5 separate regions of the Mus musculus genome follow, and all the other regions are linked to region 1. The links are chromatin loops, found by intact Hi-C in ENCODE. Cell type or tissue: left cerebral cortex. All regions are shown on one strand.

The links. A loop is a pair of places that touch in the nucleus more often than their neighbours do. Peaks named below come from ENCODE experiments on the same cell type or tissue, not always from the same donor. Only the 100,000 strongest peaks of a DNase experiment are listed, where the experiment ranks them.
Region 2: a loop joins it to region 1, with 4 times the contacts of the local background. A loop is called at or near these places in 4 of 42 quality-filtered maps.
Region 3: it touches region 1 in a loop (5-fold over the local background); 2 of 42 quality-filtered maps call a loop at or near these places.
Region 4: a loop joins it to region 1, with 4 times the contacts of the local background. A loop is called at or near these places in 8 of 42 quality-filtered maps.
Region 5: it touches region 1 in a loop (2.9-fold over the local background); 9 of 42 quality-filtered maps call a loop at or near these places.

What each region holds. Positions count from the first base shown.
Region 1 is chr1:132,739,038-132,744,037 of GRCm38, forward strand. Nfasc (neurofascin) reads right to left here and starts at 2,760. Exons shown (of 30, transcript NM_182716.4): 1 at 2,634-2,760. In left cerebral cortex, a CTCF peak has its summit at 2,774; DNase peaks (open chromatin) are centred at 342, 1,168, 2,130, 2,310 and 1 more place; H3K4me3 peaks cover 3,261 bases; H3K27ac peaks cover 3,097 bases.
Region 2 is chr1:132,653,514-132,658,513 of GRCm38, forward strand. All of the region lies in intron 2 of Nfasc (neurofascin), which reads right to left. Among named protein-coding and RNA genes, the nearest start is that of Gm46157, 13 kb to the right of the region's middle. In left cerebral cortex, a CTCF peak has its summit at 2,318; DNase peaks (open chromatin) are centred at 548, 1,630, 2,269, 3,037 and 2 more places; H3K27ac peaks cover 1,325 bases.
Region 3 is chr1:132,606,790-132,611,789 of GRCm38, forward strand. Nfasc (neurofascin) reads right to left here. Exons shown (of 30, transcript NM_182716.4): 12 at 4,741-4,884; 13 at 3,986-4,097; 14 at 3,522-3,688; 15 at 2,968-3,115; 16 at 1,594-1,718; 17 at 214-258. Among named protein-coding and RNA genes, the nearest start is that of Gm46157, 59 kb to the right of the region's middle. In left cerebral cortex, CTCF peaks have their summits at 2,492 (motif pointing left) and 2,719 (motif pointing left); DNase peaks (open chromatin) are centred at 689 and 2,533.
Region 4 is chr1:132,621,394-132,626,393 of GRCm38, forward strand. It overlaps Nfasc (neurofascin), which reads right to left. Exons shown (of 30, transcript NM_182716.4): 9 at 119-230. Among named protein-coding and RNA genes, the nearest start is that of Gm46157, 45 kb to the right of the region's middle. In left cerebral cortex, a CTCF peak has its summit at 2,256; DNase peaks (open chromatin) are centred at 2,424, 2,728, 3,273, 3,553 and 2 more places; H3K27ac peaks cover 3,185 bases.
Region 5 is chr1:132,523,189-132,528,188 of GRCm38, forward strand. Cntn2 (contactin 2) reads right to left here. Exons shown (of 23, transcript NM_177129.5): 6 at 4,888-5,000; 7 at 4,507-4,606; 8 at 3,100-3,275; 9 at 2,630-2,766; 10 at 2,119-2,248; 11 at 405-555; 12 at 170-297. Among named protein-coding and RNA genes, the nearest start is that of Cntn2, 17 kb to the right of the region's middle. In left cerebral cortex, CTCF peaks have their summits at 934 (motif pointing right) and 2,822 (motif pointing right); DNase peaks (open chromatin) are centred at 924 and 2,851; H3K27ac peaks cover 554 bases.

The DNA of each region.
Region 1 (5,000 bases):
CCACCCCTCCGTGTGACGGTGAAAGGACCAGCCAGCCACTGTAAGCAGAGCCTGCTTCTGTCCACAGGGAACCACTCCTGCATGCAGTTCCACCTGAGCCAGCCAGTGAAGCACAATTGGCAGGTCCTGCCCCTGCTCCCTGGGGAGCTGGCTCTGCTGTTGGCGTGCCTGGATTTAACTCTCTGTAGCTTTTGTGATGCCAAACAAGGGGGCAAGGGCTGAGATTCGTTGCACAAAGCTGGGAAATATGTAGGCTGTTATCAGAAGCCCCATTTAACCTGAGCCCCAATCAAGCACTTCAACGTCAGAGCCTTGATCCAATCAGCTCCCGACAACAGCTGCAGGTGATGCTTCTCTGATACCAGGAAAAGCTGGCAGATCGGAGGCCCCGACGCCAGGAGAAGCTTCCCGCCCTGCCCCCACAGGCAACGGGGAGGGGACCAAGAAGGGTGACAAAGCCGATGTAGCCAGTCTCCCAACACCGTGTCCCCTGAACAGACACAGTCTGGAGGCCATCCGGAATTACCACAGCCCACGTTTCAGTCAGCTGTGTTCAGCCCCTCAGTATTCCAAAGCAAGAACCTCTGGGGAAACTGCCGGGGCCAGACTGCAGTTTGTATCTTACCTCCTCTAAAGCCTAGGGTTTTAGAGGAGTCTTTGAGACAGGGGATTGGGAAGCCAGCCCTATTTTACAAAGGCATATACAATTTCTTGGGTTTTGTCTCTTTTCTTAGTAATACCATATTCTCTCTCTCTCTCTCTCTCTCTCTCTCTCTCTCTCTCACACACACACACACACACACACACACACACACACACACACACACACACACACACACACTCCTTCGGCCTAATCCAAAGAGTAAGGGTAGAAAATTGTCTCTCTCTGAAGAACCAGCTTAGTCAAGGCAAAAGGTGAAATGTACTGGACAGGAAGGTGATCCCTCCTCTCTCTCATTTGCCTCCTGCATGCAGTTCCACCGATCCAGCATCCTTGGTCACAGGGAGGACTGAGTTCTGCCTCCTTTCCTCTGGCTGCCCCCACAGCCTCTCCAGGGTCTTCCTTGCTCCACACCCTCTCCCTGGGCAGCTTCTACTTAGGCTTAAGTTCTATGGGATCTGAACCTGCTGGTCTCTGGCCCTATTCAAACCACACATCTCCTGTGCACCCTGGTCTCAAAGGCTATGGCCTGCCCTTGCCTTACTGAAGATTGGATCTGGGCCCAGCAGGGCTCACCTCAGTTCCAAGGTTAGAGGAGGCACATCAGGGCCCTCCTATCAGAGAAAGAGACAGGCAAGAAGAGGAATATTGTCACCCTCTCCTCTGGAGCTAGAGGAGGCATCTTTGTCCAGAACCACACACACACTCATACACAAAACACACATACATGTTCATACACAACATACACATTCATACACAACACACATACACACAGCATGCATAACTCAGCCAGTAAGCCAAGGGAGGAATGAAAAGTAGACCCTGGCTCAGTGAGTGAGGTGGGCTGTTGTGGGACCACAGCCTCCGTGATTCAGCACTCTGACCACTCCCAGCCATGTCGTGGGTCACACTCAGGACCATTCCTGATGCCAGAATGCTGGCTTGGAAGCTGAGGAAAAGTCTTTGCTAAGACCCCAACTCTTAGGCCCTCCAGCAAGGTTTCTCTGCCAGGCTTTTGCAGCCCAGGACTCAGGACAAGTCTCAGGAGCTTGAGGGCCATTCCCTTAGACCTGCCTCTTCTCCCAGCCTCAAGCCCTTTCTGATCCCATCTAGGAAGCAAACCTGAATAGTTCCAGGAGAGGAGAGGACCACACAGAGGCCTACAAACCCAAGTATCTCTCTTCCAAAGCTATGAACAGGCTCAAACATGCAGCAAAGGGCTTTAGAGAGGTTGAATTCACAGCAGTGAACACCTGGCCCACTGAGCCCTAGGCCTCTGTGGCAGAGTAGGACGATACAAGGGTGGGTAGACTGAGTCCAAGCCCAGTCAGCACCGGACCTACATCACCACGAAGGGCAGGCAGAGAAGGTGATGGGTAGTAGGCCGGCTAGGAACCAAGGAGAGTAGGGGAGATGTTCCAGAGGGAGTGTGCAGGATGAGGAAACAAGGAAGCCACTGTGAAGGGGTTGGGACTGGGTGTGAAGATGGGGACCGGGGAGGATAAACTGGAAGGGAGCAACCGAAGGCCAGCACTACACAGGGCCGCGGGAGGGAGGGCAAGCAGAGGGGCCACGGGTGAGGCAGGAAAACATAAGTGGAATGGGGAACTGAAAAGTGAGGTGTACAGAGAGAAAACACAGGGGCTGGCTGGTCTCCAATGGTGAGGCTGAGACAGCGAGGAAAGAGAGAGAGAGCGAGGGAGAGGGATGGAATATGGGATGTTGCCAGCCGAGTCCGAAAGGGTATTAGGGTGGAGAGGGCTGAAAGCTGGAGGGAGACACTGCCAGAATCTGGTGGGTTCCGGGCAGGTGGCAGTGTAGAGAAAAAAAAGCACAGGGATGTGGATGGAGGGGGATGGGACAGGTCGGGGGATGCAGATGGACTGAGGAGAGCGGAATCAAAGGGGGTGCCGCTGGTTGGGCTTCCGAGACCGGGTTCTGTTACCCTACCGGGTACCCGCGCTCACCTTACCTCGAGGAGCTCGGGCTCCAGCCCCGGGCGCAGTCCCAGATGTCCGCTCCCGGCGCCGCCACTTCCCTCGCGTCCCCTGCAGCACCTCTCGCTGCCAGCCGCCGCATTAGGGCAGAGACTAGCCCGTGCGCGCCCCCGGGCGGCCAGCGCGTCCCCGGCGGCCTGCGTGCGCGCCCCCGAACCCCTCCCTGCGTACGAGAAGCTGGGACCAGGACCCAGCAGCTCCGACGGATGCTCAGGTGCCACAGTCCGCCCCACGCGCTAAGGATCAAGTTGCAGAACCAGAGTCTGGGAACCCTGTTTTCTCCCTTGATCTTGGATACTCCTTCAGAAGAGTGGCACTCCGTGTTGTCGTAGGACCTGGAGCCAGAACTGTTGCGGTCTGTCCTGCAAATAACCCCTTTATGAGTTCTTAGGGGCAGGAATTTGTCCACAGCTTTGGAGAGCATAGCTCCCTCCAAAAACTTCCACTGAGTTGTTCATCCGAAGCTGACAAGGGGCAAAAAACAAACAAACAAACAAACAAAAGAAAAAGCATGAGGACATTACAGGTGGGTCTTGTTTTAAAACTGTAAGAATTGTTCTGCCCGGGGGAGACTCGGGGCACTGTCCCAGACTTGAGTTAGAGTGGAAAAACCTTGAACTTGGAGACCACATATCCAAATGTTAGCCCTGCCTCGGTGACTGAGCAGGTCTGAGCATGCAAAGTGGGCTGCGTCTTAGCTGAGATCCCGCCCCCTTGGTAGACCTCAGCTAATGTGCACAGGTGGAGACCTGTACCCCCTCCCACCTTGAATGAGCCCTTAGAAGCTTCTAATTCAGCTCCCTGCCTAAAACTACAGCCCCGTAGGCACCACCACTCTGAGACTCACTCTGAGACTCCTTCTGTGATCACACCCAGGTATCACCTCTACTTAGACCTGAACCCACCTGCCAGTCTCAGCATCCCCCCCAACCCACCTCTGCCTGTGGGCTCAGGAAAAGAGACGCTGCAGATCACCCCCCTGCCCCACACATAGCCTGTGCTCAGTAAAGGCTCATCCACTCACTGACAAAATGGCCTCTCTTCAGCTAGGGGCTTCCAACCCAACAGCTGCAGATGGGAGGCAAAGAGGAGGCAGGGAGGGAGGCCAGTTTTGAAAGCCTTGAAGCAAGATTGTCAGAATCCTGGGCGATTTTTTTCAAGGTTACTACATATACAAAGCAGCAAGTCACTTAAAACCAATACTTCAGCATCACCCTGGTATTAGTCCTGAGAATGAGACTTCACCCTACCAGAACCAGATGACACTAAGGAGCCAGTCAACCCAACCAGAGGGATAGGGTCCCTGGACCCTGGTAGGTCCCAAACACCTGACAGACTCTTAGAAGACTTGGGGAAGGCACTTGAAAGCACTCAGGTCTGTGTGGAGGGCAGAGTTCCCTCACCCCCCTTTACTAAAAGCATCCAGTGGTGGCCTGGTCCCTGGAATAAAGAATTCTCCTATCCTAAGAGGCCAGCTCCCTGCATCCTGTTGTGTGGATCCCTAGAGCAGCAAGAGGCAGCTATTTTCTGGTGATGCGTGGTGACTATTGTGTCCACTCTAGAGGCACCTGCTGAGCTCCACATGTCATCCTCACTGTATCAGACCTGAAAAAGTAAACAATTGCTTACACTTTTATTGTTTTTGTAAAGATTCATTGATTTTATTTTATGTGTACGGGTATTTTAACTGCCTGTGCTGTGCACCAGGTGAATGCAGTACCCAAGGAAACCAAAACAGTGTCTCTCTCTTGCTAAACAAGCAATCCTCTTCCACAGTCTTCCAAGGAGGAATAGGGACACAGGTGGATTTGTCCGTAATTGATGGAGAATTAACTTGGGAGAGCGATTTGGCAGGATCACTGAGACTCTAAATGTCCCTGCCACCGGTTCCATTCTTAAGAATGTGATTGAAGAGATGGCTCAGAAGTTAAAAGTACTTCCTGCTCTTGCAGAGGACCAGAGTTCAGCTCCCAGCACCTCTGTCGGGAGTCTCACAATCAACCCCAAGGCATCTGACACCTCTGGCATCTGTGGGTACTTGTGAGTGCGCGCACACACACACACACACACACACACAAACACACACACACACACATTGCACTCACATACACACAAACACACACAAAAATACACATATACACACAAATGTACACACAACACACTCAAACACACACATATATACTCATACACACACAAACACACACGTGCACACAGTCATACCACACAGAAACACACACACACACAAACATGTACACATACACACACATATACATACTCACATACACATACTCATACCACACACACACTCACATCACATACACACACACACATACATACACTCA
Region 2 (5,000 bases), 86 kb before region 1:
ATCTAGTGCAGGGTGACCTATGACCTCCCTGGGACATGGCCGGGCGGGGCTAAGTGGCAGGCTGCTTTGCATCTCCCCACTCTGGGTGCAGCCCAGGAAGAACACTTCCTAGAGGCTCCTTCTCCCTTTGCCTCCACCTCTGCCAGCTCCGGATCCACAGGTGACCTGGGAAGGGTGGGAGGTGCCACACTGGAGGATGCTCTTTCCAACTCCAAGGCCTTCCTGAGATTTGACAAGTCCTGGGTCACAACTGGCGGGCTCTCATGACTGGTTGGGGGTGGACAGGAGATGGCATGGAGAGTTCCAGGCTGGAAAGGGGACTGTCTGCTGCTGAGCTGGCCCTGGAAACACAGGAGGAGGAGCAAGCAGGCTCATGGTCAGGGCTCAGGGAGACTGGGCTTGGAATGGGTTAAGTTCCATTTGAAACGCCCCCAAGCCATGAATAACAGTCTTGTAGGCTCTCCCAGGCTGTGTGCGTGAATTTATGCCTAGGGGTACACCAACAGAGTAGAGCGGAGGCTACATGCCAGCAATTAGCTCTTGGAAATAAGCTAATCCAGAGACTAGAATAGTACTACAAGAACCAACTAAGGAACACATTCACACATCACTGCCATGGGAAATTGTGGGGGAGCAGGGAGATAATAAAGGCCCCCCGGAAGCCAACGCAAATCCCAGCCGCTCCCATTGAAAAGACAGGCAGCAAGGCTGATCACGAGAGCTGTCCCCAAACAACCTGGGATCACGGGATCAGAGGCACATCTGATCATGGGTGGGAGATCTGCCAGGGCTCAGAGTCATCCCAAGTGACTACAATTCTACATGGAAAGGCAAGCTGTCCCCCGATGGACTAGAAGATGCAAATAATTCACTCCTAATACTCGAAACCATGACATTAGCAAATGGCTTATATCAGCGGTTCTCAACCTGTGGGTCGAATGACCCTTTCATGAATATTTACAGTATGATTCATAACAGTAGCAAAATTACAGGTATGAAGTAGCAACGAAATAACTATATGGTTGGGCATCCCCACAACATGAGGAACTGTATTAATGGGTTGCAGCACTATGGAAGGCTGAGAAGCACTGTTTTATACATAAAAACAAATCCCAGTCCCCCTCCTCGAAGGGCAGAGAGCCCTGCATGCCGTGTCTGCCAGGGAAAGATGAAAGGGTAAGTCCACATTCTCACTCACATTCCACCAATAATAAGCAGCCCGGGTCTTCTGTCCAGCCCAGACTCAAACCTGTCCTTTCTGCTTCCCAGATCCTCTCTCCTTATTTAGTGCGCTGACTTGCACCACTAATTCAAGGACCTCGCTGTCTCCTCCATGTCAGGACAATTCCCCTTGGTCCCCAGCACACCCCATGCTCACCCTGTGGCCATTGCCTCCTGCCTTGTGGGAGGAGCCCTGGGTCAGTGTCCTGTACCCACTCTGATCAGTGCTGAGCCTGCATCGTGTCTCCCTCTGCAGCTGCAGCGAGACAGCGTGATAAATCCTCACGAGCAGCCATTGTATTAGACACGTTCTACTATGGGGAGGTATTTGGCTCATCAAGTACATCTGCCTAATAGATCCTCAATTAATAAAAGGCCTGATGAATCTGCTGTTAGTGGTTATGCGGAAGTGGTGAGGCAGCGGCAATTGCTGGGATCTCTTAACTCGGAGTCCTCGGAAGCAGAGCCTCTTACTGCTCAGCCAGCCGACTCCCCAGATGTCTTTACTTTCCAGAATGCTCCCCCACTCCCTTTCAGCTTTTACTCTGCTTGACCGCAGGCAGGTTCACCCTCAGTGCTATCCTTGCTGGCTCTCAGAGCCCAGCTGTGCAGGTGCCTTTTCAGCCTCCCACTGTTCATTCTAAGGCATTAGAAATGCTGATTTTGGAAATGCTCTGAAGCAGAGTGGTCGGCCTGAGACACCCAAGGTCCCTCTTGGGTGATCCAGTGGCCCAGTGACACCCACTCCCACTCTGTCTCTCTCATACCAATGAAGGGAATGGCAGACAACCATCCAAGTACAAGAAACTGTCCAGCTCATGGGCATCTAAGGCCAACACGTGGGTTCTTGGGAACTCAAAATACCAGCCAAACATGGCCACTACCACGTGCCAAGGAGACAAAACACCAGTGCGGAGGAGAAAGGTAGATGGGGTTTTTGGAAGGTGATATCAGACAAGGAAGAAGTGTGGAGGAGCTCCTGGCTTTCCTGCTGTGACAGCATCTGGCATTGTGTCACCGAATCTCCTTCTTGTCACAGATGAACTGTCCTCACCGCTCTGCATCTTCTGTGAAAGTCAATCTGCCCACGTGATCACCTCCTACTGAAAGACTCAGGAATTGCACCATACCAGGGATGCCTCTTGGTGGGGAAGGAGGCATTCTTTTGCCTGTTTCTCCTGTACTGCCTTCCTCTGACCCAGCGAGGACAGACACTAGCTTCCTGACCTGGGTGTGGGCCAACAATCATTTAGGACTTTCACACAGCCAGGGAAACCTGGTACAAGGCTGACTCCTTGTCTGCCTTCTTGGGGCTGGAAGGGGTGGTCTCCAGCTGCCCTGGTGTGCCTCATGGTGTGCTTGGTGCTTGGCTCCATTCCATTGTCAGGCAGGAATGGGGAGGAGTGCAGGGCTCCTTCCCATTAAAGATATAAGCAGGTTGCCTCCTCTGCAAGCCTGAGCTGAGGCCACCGAGGCTTCTGGAATAGGGGAAGGTGTCAGCCAGTCTTCATTCTTTCTCTCTGGGGAAGGGCAGAAGAGAATGCCTGGGTTTGCATTAGTCATTTGGCCTTTCCTGCACAATGACCAGATCTATAGGCTGAAACCTGATACCTTCAGGTGAATCACCTGGCTATTAAGCTGGGGAGAAGAAGGGGTGGAAGGAAGTGAGACATGACCTTTTCCTCTAGGTGACAACCGGGAGGACCTAGGGAGCATCTAGTGTCACACCATACTTCCTGGGGTGGGAAAGCATCCCAGGGCACTGTGTGACTCACAGGCCACCGGCAGGACCAGAGGCCTGCGGAAGGCAGCAGCTGCTCTGGAGTGGGGGTGGCCTGCACCTCACTGTAGGGACATACATAGAACTTGTGTTCTATACTGTGACTACACCTTCTGGGTCTGCACGGACCTTTGGATTCTCTGATCATTGTGCTCTTTAGGATGATTTTTCTCCATTGCCTCCCATCACAACAGCAGCAAGATGGACATCTTTACATTTCTATCCTCGTCTACACAGGAAGTGGGAGGTTGCCTGCCTCATGCTGTCGTTCTGACACAAGGCCCGCTGGAGCCCAGTACATCCCTGCTTGGTATTTCAAGGTGGCCAAGGGATACATTCCTTAGCCACAAAACCAAATCAGCAGTCACTAAGCCTCATAGATGCTATGATCCAGCAAGCTGTCGAGTTTCTTGCTTTATAGATACATTACACAATGCATATATACATATATTATACATATATATGTACATACATGTACATATATACACATGTGTGAATATGCACACATATATGTGCATATACATACATGTATAGATGTGTATATACGTAAGACAATACATATATATGGACACACATATCTACATATGTATGTATGTGTGTATATATATATACATATACATATATATATAAACTATCTATAACTATATATAGAGAAAACTATATGTGTGTGTGTATGTGTATATATATATATTTTTCCTTCTCTTGTCCTTTTAAGGACAGAACTAGAAAACACAAACAGTAGTAACAATCAGGGTTCACCCTAGTGGCCTGTGTTAGCCACCTAGATCCTATGTCCTCAAAGCTCCACACCCTTACAGACCAGTATCACAAGCTGGAGTGCTACACACGTCCTCGGTGTAACATTTCACGCTCAAACCACAACCCAGGATTACAGGAAACCTATCCCAGAGAGCCAGAACAGCAAGTGAGAGAAAGGCAGAGAGGTCTCTAAAAGAGGACTGGGCCGGGTAGAGAAGTGGTGGGTGAGAGGGCACTCTTGGCATCTGCTTTCAGAGAGCAACAATCACCAGAAAGGCTAGCATTGCACAGGCTGCAGCCAGAGCCACACAGGAAGGAGTCTGAGGGAGGAGAAGAGATGACTCTCAGCTCCAGAGAAGTGTTGCAAACCAGAAGGGCAGGAGTCCTGCCTCTACAGCACCCAAGCTGGCTTCTCTCCCTGGGCTCCCTGCCCTGGTTTCTACCATCCAACAGAAAGCTTTCTCAGCACTGGACACTCTACTGGACTTTCTTCACAGGAAGTGGGGCGGTGTGGGGGAGAGGGGAGCAGGGGAGGAGAGGCAACAGGGATCTGGATATCAGGCAGTGTTACAGCTGTCTCCCCAGCATGCCGCCATTTAAGGGAGTGGATCACAAAGCTGGGGAGACAGTGATCATAATCCTGTGTGGCAGACCCCAAGGGTGAGTGGGCTCAAGTGTTGGATTGAGTAAGGATGGACCCAGATGGGAGGGAGGGTGTAGACAGGAAGTGGAATGTCCAAAAGGGATGCTGGGATTAATATCAGAAGACTTGGGGGCTCTAAGAAAGAAGTGCAGAGTTCCCACAGGATGCAGTCATCATCCATCAAGTGACTGCGCAAATAAGACATGGTCTACCCACGCAATGGACGGTTACTCGACCACTCCCTGGACGGCCCTGCTTATGCCTTGCACCATGGATAAACCAGTAATGTTTCGCTAAGTAAAGCAACCAGACCACCTACTGCATGGTTCCATGTATAGGAAACCTCCAGAGTGGCTCCAAGGACTTGGAAAGTAGGCTAATGACAGTCATTAGCCTGGGGCTGGGGATAGAGTCATGGACAGAGTCCACATGATAATGGGATGGCTTGGGGGGCGGGGGTATTGCAAAAGGTGATACAATTACAAAAATTCAGTAGTTTGTAGCAGTCTGCTCTAGGCCCTAGCAAGAAACTATATATGGGAGCCATCCTTGAGCTGAATCATATGTGAATTACATCCTATTAAAGCAGTTATTAAA
Region 3 (5,000 bases), 130 kb before region 1:
GAGCTAAGCGTGGTGGAAAGAGAAAAATGGCGGTCCAGACTTGAGTCCAACCTGCAGAAGGAGCCTTGACATGGGCCAGGAAGGGAGGTGACTGTGGGTGCCTGAGGGTCAGAGGTCACACTAGGTAGGGCATGTGAAAGTGTAGCCCACCAGAACTGTTCCTCCTCAAGATTCCACCCCTGGGCACCAGAGCCCCTGATTAGTACCAATTACCTTTGGGTAGGGCAGCCAAACGGTTAGTTGGAGTGGCCTGATCAGCTGCAACGGTAAGATGGGTTATCCAGGTTAGCAGGTTATCCAGGTTAGCAGGTTATCAGGGTTAGAGGGCTCTAGACGGACACAGATGGATAGCCCAGGCTTTACAGCTGTCCCTGGGCAGCCCACCTCCCAGGTGATCCTGTGTATTTCTCCATAGCCTGGAGTAGAGTTTCTGGCTTCTTCCTGTCCTAGTACTGTTAACATATCTGGGCCCATCATGGCCAGCAACGGTGACCTCCACTGCAGGAGTGCAGAGAGGAAACAGGGCAGAGATGGCAGTGAGGACCTGCTATACTGGAAGGGGTAGCCACCTTCCCGTCTGTTCAGAATGGCTTGCTCTCTGCAGGCCAGCATGGACAGGGAAGGGTGGCATCATCTTAGTCAGCGTGTGGCAGTGTGAGTGCCACTAACTCCTGGGAGCAGCGTGGGAGGGGAAGCTGGAGGAGGTGCTGGAAGTGTGCACCCCACACACACACACCCCACACATACACACAGCACTCTCCCACTATACTTCCACAGACAAATACACACACCACACACAGATATACATACACACCCTCCCACATATAACACACAACACTCCCCCTCCATGCTATACCTCCATAGATACATACCCTATACCACACTCCATATATACATATATACTCATACACATGCCACTGGCCACACACACATCACTCCCCCTCCACACACCTCCACATACCTCTACACACACACACCATCCCACATCCCATACTACACCCCTCCACACCATATCACTGAACACACACACACACACACACACACACACACCACTCCCCCTCCACATACCTCCACACACCTCCACATACCTCTACACACACACACATACACACACACACCATCCCGCATCCCATACTACACCCCTCCACACCATATCACTGCACACACACACACACACACACACACACACACACACACATCATCATCATCATCATCATCATCATCATCCTCGTCCTCATCATCCTCCTCTTGGTCTAGCATTGCTTCAAGATGGCTTTAGTCAACTTGGTGGTATGAAGGTGCTGTAAGAGAGCAGAAGAGGCAGAAGTCACTCCACTTTCTGCTGTTCCACACCTTTCATGTGGGCTTGGGAGGTCAAAGACCTCACTCAGGAGACAGAACTCCACACTGTCCTCCTTGGCTTGTTTGAGAGTGGCAGCTCCTAATCCAGAGACCCAAAGAGGCCATCGCACCTAAAGGCTGTTGACTATGCATTGCCCTGCTGACTCTGCATTACTCAGCGCTCACGGCCGCTCTGACTGCTGGGAAGCAGGGAGACGGGCTGTTAGCGCCGATGTGGGTGACAGATGTTACCTAGAACAGTGAGGTAGGCCTTTGCCAGGTCCTGGTCCAGCTCGGTGCTGGCCATACACGTGTAACTGCCCTGGTCCCGCTCTGCCACTCCGAAGATCGTCAGGGAGTCATCTTCCTTCTTCATCCTGCAAGATGCCAGGCTGAGGTTGGCAGGAGGGTGGCTCACATACTGGGTATAGCTGATACTTTTGTCCCACAAGGGGGGAGTGAGGAACTAAAGGAGACGGCTGGGCCAGGTGAGAGAGCACAGCTTCTGCTGGGACCTGAGGGACCATCTCAACACTGACTGGATGCCCGAGTCCTCAGCACCCACACCGGACCTGGCTTTGAACCTTTCTTTTGCTGTACACACTTCCCAAATTAGGGTACCAATACACTGACAACCCAAGACAGGCTGGTTTCGCTCTCCTTCCCTTACATGTGTTTTGTCCTGTGGACCAGTTTCAACTTCTCTGAGATCCTACAGCCTGTTTCCACCAAAGGGAGGGGGCACCCCAGAGCAATACAGGACAGCTCTAGAGCTTTCAATACCAACGGGCACTGGATGCCCGTGCACACAGGCAGGATGAAGCCCTGCATGAAGCTGGGTGAGACTGGGAATGGCTGGTGTCTTACTGCCTAGCTCAAAGACAGCCAAAAGCCCTGGGGAGGGAAGCTGGGATCGCTAGTTCTCAATCCTGACTGCACATTACAAAATACCCAGGGGACCTTTAAATACCATCAGCACCTGAGTCCTTACACCAATAAAATCAGAACTGGGGTGTGGGAGGTGTAGTTGGGGGCACTGTCAAAGCATCCAGAAGATCCTGGGCTGAGATGCATCAGGCACCACACTGGACAAGGAAGATGAAGCCAGACCTGCCCTCTACTGGTAAGCGGGGGCACTACAAGAAGAGCTGAAGGGATTGGAGAGTGGAATGCAGAATAAAGAGGTAAGGAAGGAATAAGAAGAGGGGATGTAAAAGGGAGTAAGAAAAGTGAGAGGAGGGGCTGGAGAGATGGTTCAGAGGTTGAGAGCACCGACTACTCTTCCAGAGGTGCTGAGTTCAATTCCCAGCAACTGCACAGTGGCTCACATCCATCTGTAATGAGATCTAGCGCCCTCTTCTGGCATTCAGGCATATATACAGACAGAACACTGCATAAGGAGGAGAAAGGATGGGGAAGACAGAAGATGGGAGAGAAGAGGTGAAAGAGAGAGCAACAGGTCTCTGATAAGAGAGGGAGAAAAGGTTCCTGGGGTTGTCCCCGAGGAAAGGTCACCAAGGCCATCACTACTCCTAGTAGCTCCCTAGTGACATGCGTGACACTGAAAGCAAGGGCAAACTTCCCCTTAAATGCACGTAAGGAGATGCAGAGATGGAGAGTAGAAACCTGTTTCCAATGTAGAGTGGCTCATCGTCCTTCAGCCAGGAGACTGTGAGCTTCAAGGAGGGGTCATGTTTCACGCGGCACTCCAGCTGCACCGTGGTGCCCCTCTTGGCCACCTGGTCCTCGGGCATCCTGTAGATCCTGGTGGGGTCTGTGAAGACAACTGGATAGCTGACCGCTCACCCTTTCTCTGTCCCCCAGCTCCTATGTGGCCATGTAGTGTGCCATGCCTCAGCTTGGGATGTCAGGCATAGAATACAAACTAGCTATAAGATTAGTGGGGAGCTCAGGAGCAATCAAAACCCCCAAATAGTTCTCTGGCTCAGAAATCCATGATGTGAGTGCTGGTTCAGGGAGGTACGTAAGCCTCTGGATCAGGCGGATAGGCTGCCTGCCTCAGTGCTCCCACACTTGGGTCATGCTGATGTCCACTGGGATCAGCCCTCAGACAGGGGCATTTCCAAAAGCACTTAGCACCTATGGGCAGCCATGAGCATGGCTTTATTGCCCCACCTGAACTCCCACTAGTGACACCCTCCCACACCACCCCCGTTTACCTTTGACCTCCAGGCGGACTTGATTTTCGGCTTTGCCCAGGATGTTGGTGGCCACACAGGTGTAGATGCCTTGGTCCTCTTTGCGAATCATCTTGATTTCTAGACTGCCGTTTTCGTAGACGTGGTAGTTACCGCCATCCAGGTTGCTTCCTTGCCCATTCTTAAACCTCACAACAGAGCAGCAAATACAGCATACTGAGAAAGGACTGGCCCAAGGGAGCCAGGGAGCAGCAGAGTCCATGGCTGGGGACTGGGGAGCTCAAGGTAGATGCACAGGGTCTCAAGTCTTGTAGGCTCTGCCTGTAACCACTGGCTGGAAAGATTCAGCCCCTCTGAACAATATTGGGTTCACCCAGATGGCCAGCTTTGACTGTTTAAAGAGCCCAGGCTTTGCTGAATACAGCCTGTAGGAAGCAGGAAGACAGACGGCCTCTGCTGGGGAGACCTGGTCTCCTGGGACTTACCATCGGAGTGTTGGGATGGGAGACCCAAAGAACGGACAGTCCAGCCGTGTCCGGTTATAAAGGATCACCCTGATGAGCTGGTTGCGGGCAGACAGCATCCGAGGGGGTACATCTGAAACCCCAGAGGGACAATTTTCCACTATGAGTATGAAGCACAACCCCCCACCCCCTCTTTCCCTGGCTCCTACCCTTCCAGCAGCCTTCCAGACCCCTAGATAACCTCATCTGTCCCTTCCTTTTACAAGCCTCGTCTAAGGGAAACCGATCCAGCCTACAGTCTCTGGGATTCAGGTGTCCTAGGAACATTACAAATGTTGCCCAACACAGTTGTAGACCACAGCCATGGTACAATGTCAAAGGATGACATCTTTCCTGTTTAGGTGAGGAGAGAGTGAGTTTATCCATCTGTCTGTCTCCCATCTGTCCCACATCCAGACTAGCTTTTGCAAAGGGGTTTCCCCAAAGTCTTCCACAGCTTCTGGAGCTGATCCTCCACAGCCCTGAGATATACCGTATCTGCCACTTCCTTCTCTCTGCCCAAGGAGCGCAGCAGCCATGCTCAGAAAGAAGCTCTTCCTATGCCGCTTCTCTGATGGAAGGAGCCCTATGGTCACCTGGCTTGGTGGAGTGCAAGTCCTCCATTCATGTGCCACACCTCCCCAGGCCTGCCCAATGTGCCCAGGCTGCAGAGAACATGTACTTCATGACGTCACTGGACCCCAGGAAGACCCCACTGCCAGTGGGCAGAGACTCACCTAACACGCTGACGAAGGCATTGGCCAGCAGGTAGCCATGTTCATTGGATGTATTACATTGGTACACTGCCCTGCTGCTGATCTGAGTATCCCGGAAGATGATAGTGTCTCCAGCTACCTCACGGTTGGGATTGGGTGGTGCCGCTACAGGTAAGAAAGAGAGGCTTCCCGTAAGAAACAGAAAAGGGCAGAGTGAAGGACATGCAGGGTCTCTCTCTCTCTCTCTCTCTCTCTCTCTCTCTCTCTCTCTCTCTCTCTCT
Region 4 (5,000 bases), 120 kb before region 1:
TAGTGTTCTACTCATGGGCCTGCTGGCTTTCCCTTTTCCTATATACTGGTCTGCCTCCAAAATGTGTGGATTGATGCCCACCCCGTCTTCAGGATCAGGACTAGAAGATGGTACGTACACGCCAGAGGCAATGCATTCCAGCAGCAGGTCCATGCCACGGAGAACCATCTGACTGCTCGATGTGCCCTGGGGATACATGAAGCTGGGCGTTCTTTCTGCAACTCCTCGGGCTGAAACAGGACAGAACAAACTTCTGTGAACCTCCAGTCCAGGTGTGCCAACACTATTGGGTTAGAAAGAAATGTCGTCACCACTCTGGGTCCTTCTAGCTCAAGCCACCCCAAGGATCTGATTTGTTTGGAAGCTTGGGGGTCCTCTGCTCCTCCAGCACATGTATGCAACCAGTTCCAGGTTCTGCTGAGAGAAGCCCAGAAGCCTTTCCCTTCCTCTTGGACAGGAAGGGACTATGGAGCATTGAGAGGTCCATCTCTGACATCTGTGTTCGGATGGAGGGGCCCCCAGGCCAGATCATCTCAGCATCCATCTATCCTCCCCAGACAGGGACATGGAGGAAAGAGAAGCCATAGGTTGGGGACACAGGACAAGCCACCTGCTCTCTGGGACTCTGATAAGGAGCTGGAATGAAGCAGCAAGGCCCCAGATAAACAGAATTATTAATGGCTTAGCAAAGACACAAAGAGAATGAACGAGGAGAGATGACTGGAAAACTGTCTGGGGCCAAGCCCACTCTGGCTCCTCACTCTTGACTGCATAAGAGATGGGGTGGGTGCAGGTGGAGCAAATGGCAGCCAGGATGGGGGAAGGTGTTCAACAGTTCAACTAGGCTGGAGCAGCCAGGAGATAGGCAGAAATCTTCCTTCCACACAGGTGTTAGAGGCTGGGTGGTGTACACTCCGACACTGTTCCCCATGGAGGGGGCCATGCCAATCAGGGTGCATCCACGGAGAGCATACCAAGCCTTACTTGTTTCCTATACTCTTTGTATAACTCCGTAGAAATGGGTAAAAGAAAAACAAAAACAAAAACAACAACAACAAAAAAAACTAATGTTCAACCAGAAGTCCCAAGTCAAACAGGAAACTGGAGGAGGAACACATGAAGCCTTAGACACATAAAGACTGAAAGACGAATATAAGCCTGAGACCCCATGGGCCGTAGGCTCAGCCAGACAAGTGGGAAGGAGGGGGCAGGCAGAGCTGCTAGGAGCTAGAAGTTCTGGGGGATGCCTGGAGTCGGAACAAGGGCATCCATCTGGGTTTAACTGCTGCTGGAGGGGTGAAGGCTGGCTGGTGGTCATCCAAGCTCAGTAACTCGTGCTTCTTACGGAAGCTGGCTGCCCCTGCAGGTATCAGGATGAATCAGAGAGGCTCCTGCCCTGAGGATGCCCAGCTTCTCTTCATTAGCCATCGAGAAACATCTCACAGAATTTATCTTTTATCTTTTGTCAGGGGAAGAAACGTTAAAACACACACTGAGGTATTTGGGCTCCTGGCACAACAGAATAGATAGCATATGACACGTGTTCAGGAAATATTTGTGGAGCTGACAAGTTAAAGGGGGAAGAAGAAACAAAAAAAGGAGGCAAGAGTTTACCCCGACGGTTTCATCTATCACGCCAGCATACACATATAGAACAGTGGCAACTGCAGGGTTAATCCATTAAGTGGTTAGTCGGTTACTGTCTATACCTGCAGACCTAGCAGCATTCTCTCAGTAACCAGGAAGCAGCAGCTTCCTCCCATCACACAGTCACAAAACAAACAAAAAGAACAAACAAACAAAAAAAAACCCAAACAAACGAACAAACAAACAAAAACACACAGTCATGGGCACCAAAAGGACAGAGAGATTCCAGGGTAGAAGGGTCATATCAAGTAGGTGAGTCTGTCCAGAGTTGTGAACCCTGTAATGACATGGAAAAGACTGCATCTCAGTCACCACACTCATTCCACACAAGAAAAGGCTACAGGGGCCCGTCTGAGAGCCTCTGGACACTTAGTTCACCCCACAGCCTGCAGCACATCATGGAAGCAGGAAGGATGGGGAACAGGAAGATTATTAGCCCAGAGCCCTGCTCTGGCCATCATGACGTCTAGCAGTGTGACCAGAGAAAAGCTACATTTAGCAGCAGCACACAGGATCGGGTGTGGGGTACCAATCCTCAGAAGTATCTTAGGGAGGAAGCAGCGACTGAAAAGCAAGCCTCGTTCAAAGGAAATGAAAGATTACCCTGCAAGCCAGAGGGAGCCACCACCGCCCTGTAAGTATTTAAGTAGGGCCGAGTGCTGTGACTGGTTGGTCTGCGGTGTCAGCGTGTTTAACCCTCACAATGAATGTTACCACTTGTGTGTTTTTAGCAAAGGAAACTGAGTTTCTATGAAGTTAACAGACTTTGCCCAAGCTCACAGGTTCAGATTTGGATTCTGAGCTGTGTTGCCATGGTTGCCGCTGAGTCTGAAGCTGGAAATGTTACTCTGTCCCCATTTCTCACAGGCAGTTTCCCAATGTTTCTAACAATTCCAATCAAAGAAACCCAAAATCCCAAGGCCAAGAGGTGAAGAAGGGCGTTTGGTCCTCTGTGAACTGCTCTGGTCTGTTTTGCTATTCTCAGCATCTAAGATCCCCGCTTTCCTTGGAGGCAAGGAATAAGCTCAGAGCCAAGAACCTGGGAGGGGCGGGAGGGGAATGAAGAGATCCAGAGCATTTCCGCTGGATTCTTAGGGACACGGGAATCTCCCACACGATGACTAGCGGCTTTACAGGGGAACGAGAAGGCTGGCGCTGAAGGGAGGTTTAGAAAAATGTCAGCTGTGCAGGAGGGAGTCATGAAAACTTAAGGTAGTGGATCTGGCTGGTGACCTTGGGAGCCTGTGTTCCCCAGGGAAGGTGCCTGGTTTCTTTCCTTGGGGGAAACACAGGAACCAGTAATTACAAAGATGAAGGTAACTATTGAATGAGGCTCTATGTGGTGAAAACTGTCTCTTTAGCTAGGACGGCTCTTTTCACTCTGGAGACAGGGATGCTCTGCCCATTTCCAGTTCAGGCTGGGTCTACCCTGATACAAAAAAACAACAAGAAAAAAAAAAAAAAAAAAAAAAAAAAAAAAACAAAAAAAAAAAAACCTAGGATGCAGACACCAAGCTCAAACCTGCATAAATTCAAGAAAATCTGCCAGAGGGTGGCTCTTGAAAGCTGTGGCACAGAGAAGACTCATGGATCCCCAGAGCCAGATGGTCAGTCAGGGGACATTAGGTCACGACCCCACTATAATCAAACTGTCTTCAAAGGGTCAAATGAGAAAGAGTTTCTGGCTGTCTTCTACCAAAAAAAAAAAAAAGAGTCAAAAGTGCTGACAGACTTAGCTGTTCCCTTTACTGAGTAGAACATGGCAGCAGAATATGGTTCAAGACCTCAGATGCATCTGGGGACCTTTGCCAAATGCAGCATTCTGTGGCAGCTAGATCCTACATCCAGCTCTCTCTGCTGCCTTCCGTTCTCAGAACTGAGAACCAGAGACACGTGAAACAGGCTTCCTGGCACCCCATCCCTCTTTCTGGCCCCTAAGTGGGGCAGGTGTGTGTGTGTGTGTGGTCTCTTGATCTAGAAACATTTGGTGTATCTTGCTATTAGGAAACTTCTGTAGAATTAATCTGAATTCTGCCTGCAATAGTTGCAGCCTCTCTCTCCTCACCCAATTCTTAGCAGAGCTGGAAAACCGGGCGGTTTTCCTTTCTCTGGTGCACGCTAATGTCTCTCCCTGTGGACTAGCTCTCCTCCTGTATGTGTGCCTGCCATTCTCTCCCCGGCTTATCTTCAAAGTCTCCGTGTCTCCCTTAATTTAGAAACAGATGGCCTACATACAATCCAGTCCACACACAACTTCCTCCTTTAAATCCAACATTGGGTTCTATATTAACATTGTCAATGTGTACTGCAGCTTAGCAGCTGTGGGTCACGATCCTCTTTAACCTTTACAACCATTTTTGAGGCTAGTAATCCACCTGTTTGGCAGATGAAGGAATTGAAGTTTTGAAGCATTAAATGGCTTGCCTAGTGTCACCTGGTGGCATGTCCTGGAGACTGGATTTGATTGGAGACAGTGTGGCTCCAGGTACACACTATAAAACACCTGCTTTCTGGATGGAATCAAACCCAGGTGCCTTTCTCTGCCAATCAGAGGGGAGGTATCTTCTGACCCATGTCCAGAGGATGTCAACTCTGTGCAGATCATTAGAACAGGGGGGCCCTTCTTCTAGAAAAGAGACATATCATACTTCGAGCCAAAGAGAGGTATGTACTGGACATTTGTCGCTGATGATGTTCCTTGGCTAGGAGCTCTGTGGACCCAGGAAGGAGTTCCTTACTTTCTTGGTTTTTCTTTCTTTCTAAAACCTTCAGCACGGTTGTCCTTTACAGCCTCCCCAGAGTTTCAGGCTATGCCAGCCCTGCCCTGGTGGGGACCGAGGACCAAGGTTCCATCTCTATGTGAGCTCTGTTGGTTTCACAGTTCTGAATGACTCTCACTCTCTTCTAAAAAATTCTGACCTCTGGAGAAAAGCTGGGTTTAGGCTGAAATCACTCAGCCATCTTCTGTGGATAAACAACTTTACCTTTCCCTGCCTTACACAAAGCAAAGAACTTGAGCCACATGATCTCTAAGGGTTCCAATGCGTTTTGGATTTCAGAGTACTCTCTACAATAGATATTTGGGGTTCAATTTAGAAAAGGGCACATTCCACAGCAGCGCCTTTGACACAGTGGTGGTTGGCACCATTACCTTGAAAACAAACAATCCCCAGAATCCAACAAAGGCTGCCTGCTTCCTTGGGCAGTAAGTCTCAGCGTGGTTCCTGCTGCTTGGTGCCAAGTTGGAACCTCTGTTTCCCCTGGCTCTCATTTCTCAGCCCATCCTCCACTCCAGACTCTGCTCATTGCTTATATTAGCAACCTCAGTAAAGACATTCCTACCTATCTGGGCT
Region 5 (5,000 bases), 220 kb before region 1:
CCCCTAGAAGAGATGCATATTCATGAGTGGTCAGATTCTGGAGGCTGGCCAGGGGTGGTCCCAAGAGAGACTGAGTTCTGACGTTGCCTTGAAAGCAGATGTATAGGAAGCCAAGAGCAGATGGTTGGCAGAACAGCATCCCAGCATCTGAACAGACCACAGTCCTTACCTCGCACAGACAGGATCCCGGTACTGTTGGCTTTGCCCATGAAGTTCTCAGCAAAGCAGGTATATTTGCCTTCATCCGATCGACTGATGTTTCTGATAATCAAGGTGCCGTCCAAAGTGACAGTCACTCTGCAGCAAGGACAGAAAAAGATCTAGTCAACTGAGGGACACACCGTGGCCATTGGAAGGGGACTGACCTCCAAGACGTCATCTCAGCGGTGGCACACAGAACCTACCTGGTACTGTTCCCCAGAATCTCAGTACCCTTGCTCCACAGTATTGTAGCTTTTGGAGCCGCACGGGGCTGGCACGGGATACTGATCTCTCCCCCTCGGGCTGCAGGGATCAGCCGCCTCACAGGGTTCTGCCTGAAGTCTGGGGCCAGAGCTGCAGGAGAGAGGGTGCTCAAACACTCACCCTCGAGATAGCCACCCGCCCACCTCAACTAAGATGTCACCTGGCTATGTGCTAAGCATCTGGCCTCTGGAGACCAACTTGTCAAGTGGCAGCAACATCTCTAGAACTCATCTACCCCTGTGTCATCACATCTGGCTCCACTCGTCCCTCTCACACGCTCCAACTGTCTGTCTTGCTTTCAACTTTTTCCCTTTTTCTTTTAAAGACTTCTTTTATTTTTACTTTACACACACACACACACACACACACACACACACACATATATATATATATGAATGTTTTGCCTGCTTGTATGTCTGGGTACCACTTGCATGCAGTGCCTAAGGCGGCCAGAAGAGGGCGTATGAGTCTCTGGAACTGGAATTAGAGGTAGTTGTGAGCCACCCTGTGGGTACTGGGGATGGAACCTGGGTCTGCTGTGTAAGAGCAGCCAGTCCTCTTAACTGATGAGTCATCTTTCCACCTCCACGCCCCATAGCTTTCCTTTTAACCCCCTGAATGCCAAGTCTTACCTGCCTTTGGATCATTGTGTCTGCATGCATATTACCTGAAACTTCCCCAGATATTTACAAGTCTGTCTCCCTCAGGTCACAGTCTAAACGTGACTTCCTCAGAGTCTTTCCTGACCACCCCATCTAACCTGCTCACCTGGGTACCACTGCTGTCCTTGGTATTTTTTTAACCATACTTTTAGGGTTCTCTGGAATAAATTCTAAGTTTGTTCCTCTCCCTTTTCTTGTACAGTACTTTAAGTATTTAAGTACTACTGTATTTGCTCCTCATGAGATGCTTTGTAAGTTATTGGTTGAATAATTGAATGAAAGGAAGAGTCTTGGGGCTGGAGAGATGGCTCAGTAAGTCAGAGCATGGACCTGAGTTTAATTTCCAGTGCCCAGTGGCTCACAACCATCTGTAACTCCAGTTTCAGGAGAATCTACACTTTCTTTTGACTTCTGTAACATGTGATACACATACAAATACAGGCATTCGTACAAATAAAATAAAAAATAAAACGAGTAAGTCTTTGTTGAGCCTTATTAAACTTAATAAAGGCTTCTAACGTTCATCTTGCAGCAGAGAAAACGTGCCTTGTAAGCTCAAGTGGCTGGTGTTCCTTGTCCCCGTCTGAATGTCAGGCCTGTCATAGTTCACCCTTTGAATTTCAATTCCCCTCAAAGCGCTGTTCAAGGACAGGATGAAGCATTTTTTAAAATCAGGAAACTGAGGCATAGAATCAGGTAACTTGCCACAGGCCACAGAGCTGAAGGAACTAGGTTAAATACAGATCAGATCTTTTCAATGCAGCAAGTAAAAACAAAAACAAACAAACAAAAAAAAAAAACCCAAAAACCATGTCTTTGGAAAACTCTCAGTCTCATGTCTTGAAACTGGTGCTACTCAGGGGCCATTGGAAAACAAGAAAGAACATACATGTGTATGTTAGCACACGAGCCTGCAAGTGTGCATTTGGAGAAGCCCAGCCAGACACAACCTTCAAGCACCAGGGCTGTCCCTGCCTCCTGGGTCCTTTACCTTGTACAGCCAGCTCAGCACTGGCATAGATGGTGCCATGCTTGTTTTCTGCCACACACTGGTACATGCCGGAGTCCTCCAGGTTCAGCTTAGAGAATCGCAGGTCCCCAGCCAAGACCTCCACCCGGTTCTGTGCAGAAGAGCCAAGGCAGGAAGATGAGGACCACTGGAGGCCAGGAAGGAGTCAGGGGCGGGTGGTGATGGTGATGGTGGTGGTGTGCTGCAGAGGCTGTAAGCTAACATCCCTCAGCATGAGGGTTCATGAATATAGGTCTACTTCAGGGCTGCCTGGTCCTTTAGGTCTCCTGGAGGCTAGATTAAGGTTACATTTCTGGTTGATGGAGGGATCCCAGATCTCTGTGATGCTACACAGGTGACCCACCTGTGGCCATGTATCTCTCTGTGAGAAGAAGCACCAGAACGTCCCAAGACCCCTTGGTTGGCCCAGCAGGGTAAGCGGGCCAGGCAGCAGAAGAGGGTGGTCGTGTGGGAGGAAGCCTTGGTTTCCTACCTGGGAGGCCAGAGGTTCCCCGTTTCTCAGCCAGCGCACCATGGGCCGAGGCTTGCCTGCCGCAGCACAGCCCCAACGTAAGTTGGAACCAATGTCGGCTTCTGTGTCTGAGATCACCTTTAGCCACTCAGGCTGAGCTGTGGGGAAGAAAGAGAGGAATAGGGAATTATAAGGCTGCAGTATTTGTAAGTGACAGCAGAGGGCGCTGTTGGTATTCTGGGCTGGAGAGAACAAAGAAATGAGGGCGAAGAAGCTGGCACTCTCTGGTTGTGCCAGGGACTGATTTAGCAACTAAATCTTTTGAAATACTTGTGTGCTTTCTGTATGCCCCCGCTGAGCTCTGAAACGGCCTCTCCAGCTATGTTTAGCAGTCCTGGCAAGGGTCAGAAGGCTCAAGCAGAAGGCCTCCCAGTCTCTTGGATTTTCATGCTGCTTCCTCAGGGAAGACGGAGGTATCTCCAGCTCAGTACCTTGCACAATGATGCGTCCCTGGACGGTGTCACGGCCCTTGGAGTTCTCTGCCTCACATTCATAGGTACCCTCATCTTCAAAGCTAACACTGGGGATCTGCAGGGTGGGCTCTGCTGTGCCCCACTGAGGGGACAAGGAACCATCCACTTTGCGCCACTTGATCCTGGGAACAGGGCTGGCAGGGGAGAAAGAGCCAGAGGGGATGAGCTGAGCTGAGCATGTTTCTCGAGTGTCCACAGAGCCTATGCTCACACTCGCAGGCCCTCCTGAAGCACTGGACAAGGTGAAGGGGACTCCTGTTTGGGAGGGGACAGACGGGAAGAGGGCACAAACGAGACTAGGAACAGGCTTTTATAGGTCCCTTTTATCATCACCCCGCCTTTCCAAGGCATGTTAGTTATTAGTAATTTGGACATTAAAATGGGCTAGGGAACCATTGGATCTGAGGAATCAACATGTTACCCTGCTCATTTATACATGTTTCCTGGATGCTCAAGAACATCCCACACAGCAGAAAGCAATGACCCTTGCTCTAGAGGATCCTTTTTCCGGGACAGCAAGAAAGAGAAGCAAGCCTTTCTGCTGTAATTTGTGAAATGGCTAATGTAACATTCATGCCACACCTGTCAAAGCACCAAGCACCACTCTCAGGGCCTGGTATCCATGGACCCAACTGATCTTTGTAAGAATCCTTTAGCCACTGTCAACCCTGACCATCCGTCAGTCCTAGAGCTGAGCCTCAGATGTGAGGTTGTTTGCCCGAGGTCTCCCAGCCAGCAAGTGTTGAAGCTGAGCTTTGAACCAGCAGGATGGGGTCGGCACACTGTTTTTTCTGCTGCTAGCCCTGGCTTGCTCCTTAAACTGCTTAGGATTTTACTGTTTACTGTTGGGAGGCCACATGACTCCCTCATGCCTATAAAGCCCCTCCATCTGTGTGTGTGTGAGTGTGTGTGAGTGTGTGTGAGTGTGTGTGTGAGTGTGTGTGTGAGTGAGTGTGTGTGAGTGAGTGTGTGTGTGTGTGTGAGTGTGTGTGTGAGTGAGTGAGTGTGTGTGAGTGAGTGAGTATGTGTGTGTGTGTGAGTGAGTGTGTGTGTTTGTGAGTGTGTGTGTGTGAGTGTGTGTGTGTGAGTGTGTGTGTGTGAGTGAGTGTGTATGTGTGTGTGTGTGAGTGAGTGTGTGTTTGTGAGTGTGTGTGTGTGAGTGTGTGTGTGTGTGTGTGTGTGTGTATGTGATGTCTCACTGGCAGAACTTGTTTTATAGGTAGTGGGTGGTGCCTGTTTTGTGTCCAGGACTCTGTTAGTCTATTGACTTTGTTCTCTTTAACTCTGTGATCCCTCCTGCTCTTGAGGGGCTTTGAAATGAAACCCTGCCTGGGCCCAGGACACTCTTGTCCTGATGGTACTTACTTCCCAAAGGCAAAGCACTCCAGGGTGACCTGCTGCCCAACCAGTGCGTACGTCTCTGGGGGGAACCGGGCTTTGATACTGGGAGCAAAGAGTCGAGGATCTGGGGGGGTGGAGGGGAGAGAGAGATTGACTGTGTGAACCACATGCAAAGGGCTCCAGGGAGGTGCTTTGTATTAGGGCCCATGCCTTCCAAAGTTCACAGATCACCACATAAATATTTGGAATCTCCAAATGTTCTCTTTTTCTGGGGGGCCTGGGGCAAGGATCTGAGACCCGGCAGCAGGACCTCATATATTCTGAGCTGCAATTCTTAAGCTTGGTAGAATACCATTTCTCCAAGGCCTATTGACCCTTTCAGCCTCCATTACCCTAGATCCTGACCTTCAGCAGCCAGGTTGAGCTGCGCGAATTTGCTGAAGACGCTCTTGGTGGAGAAGTCCAGGTGGCTGGTAGCCAGGCAAGAGTAGTTGCCCAGGTCCGAGGCATTGGTGCGG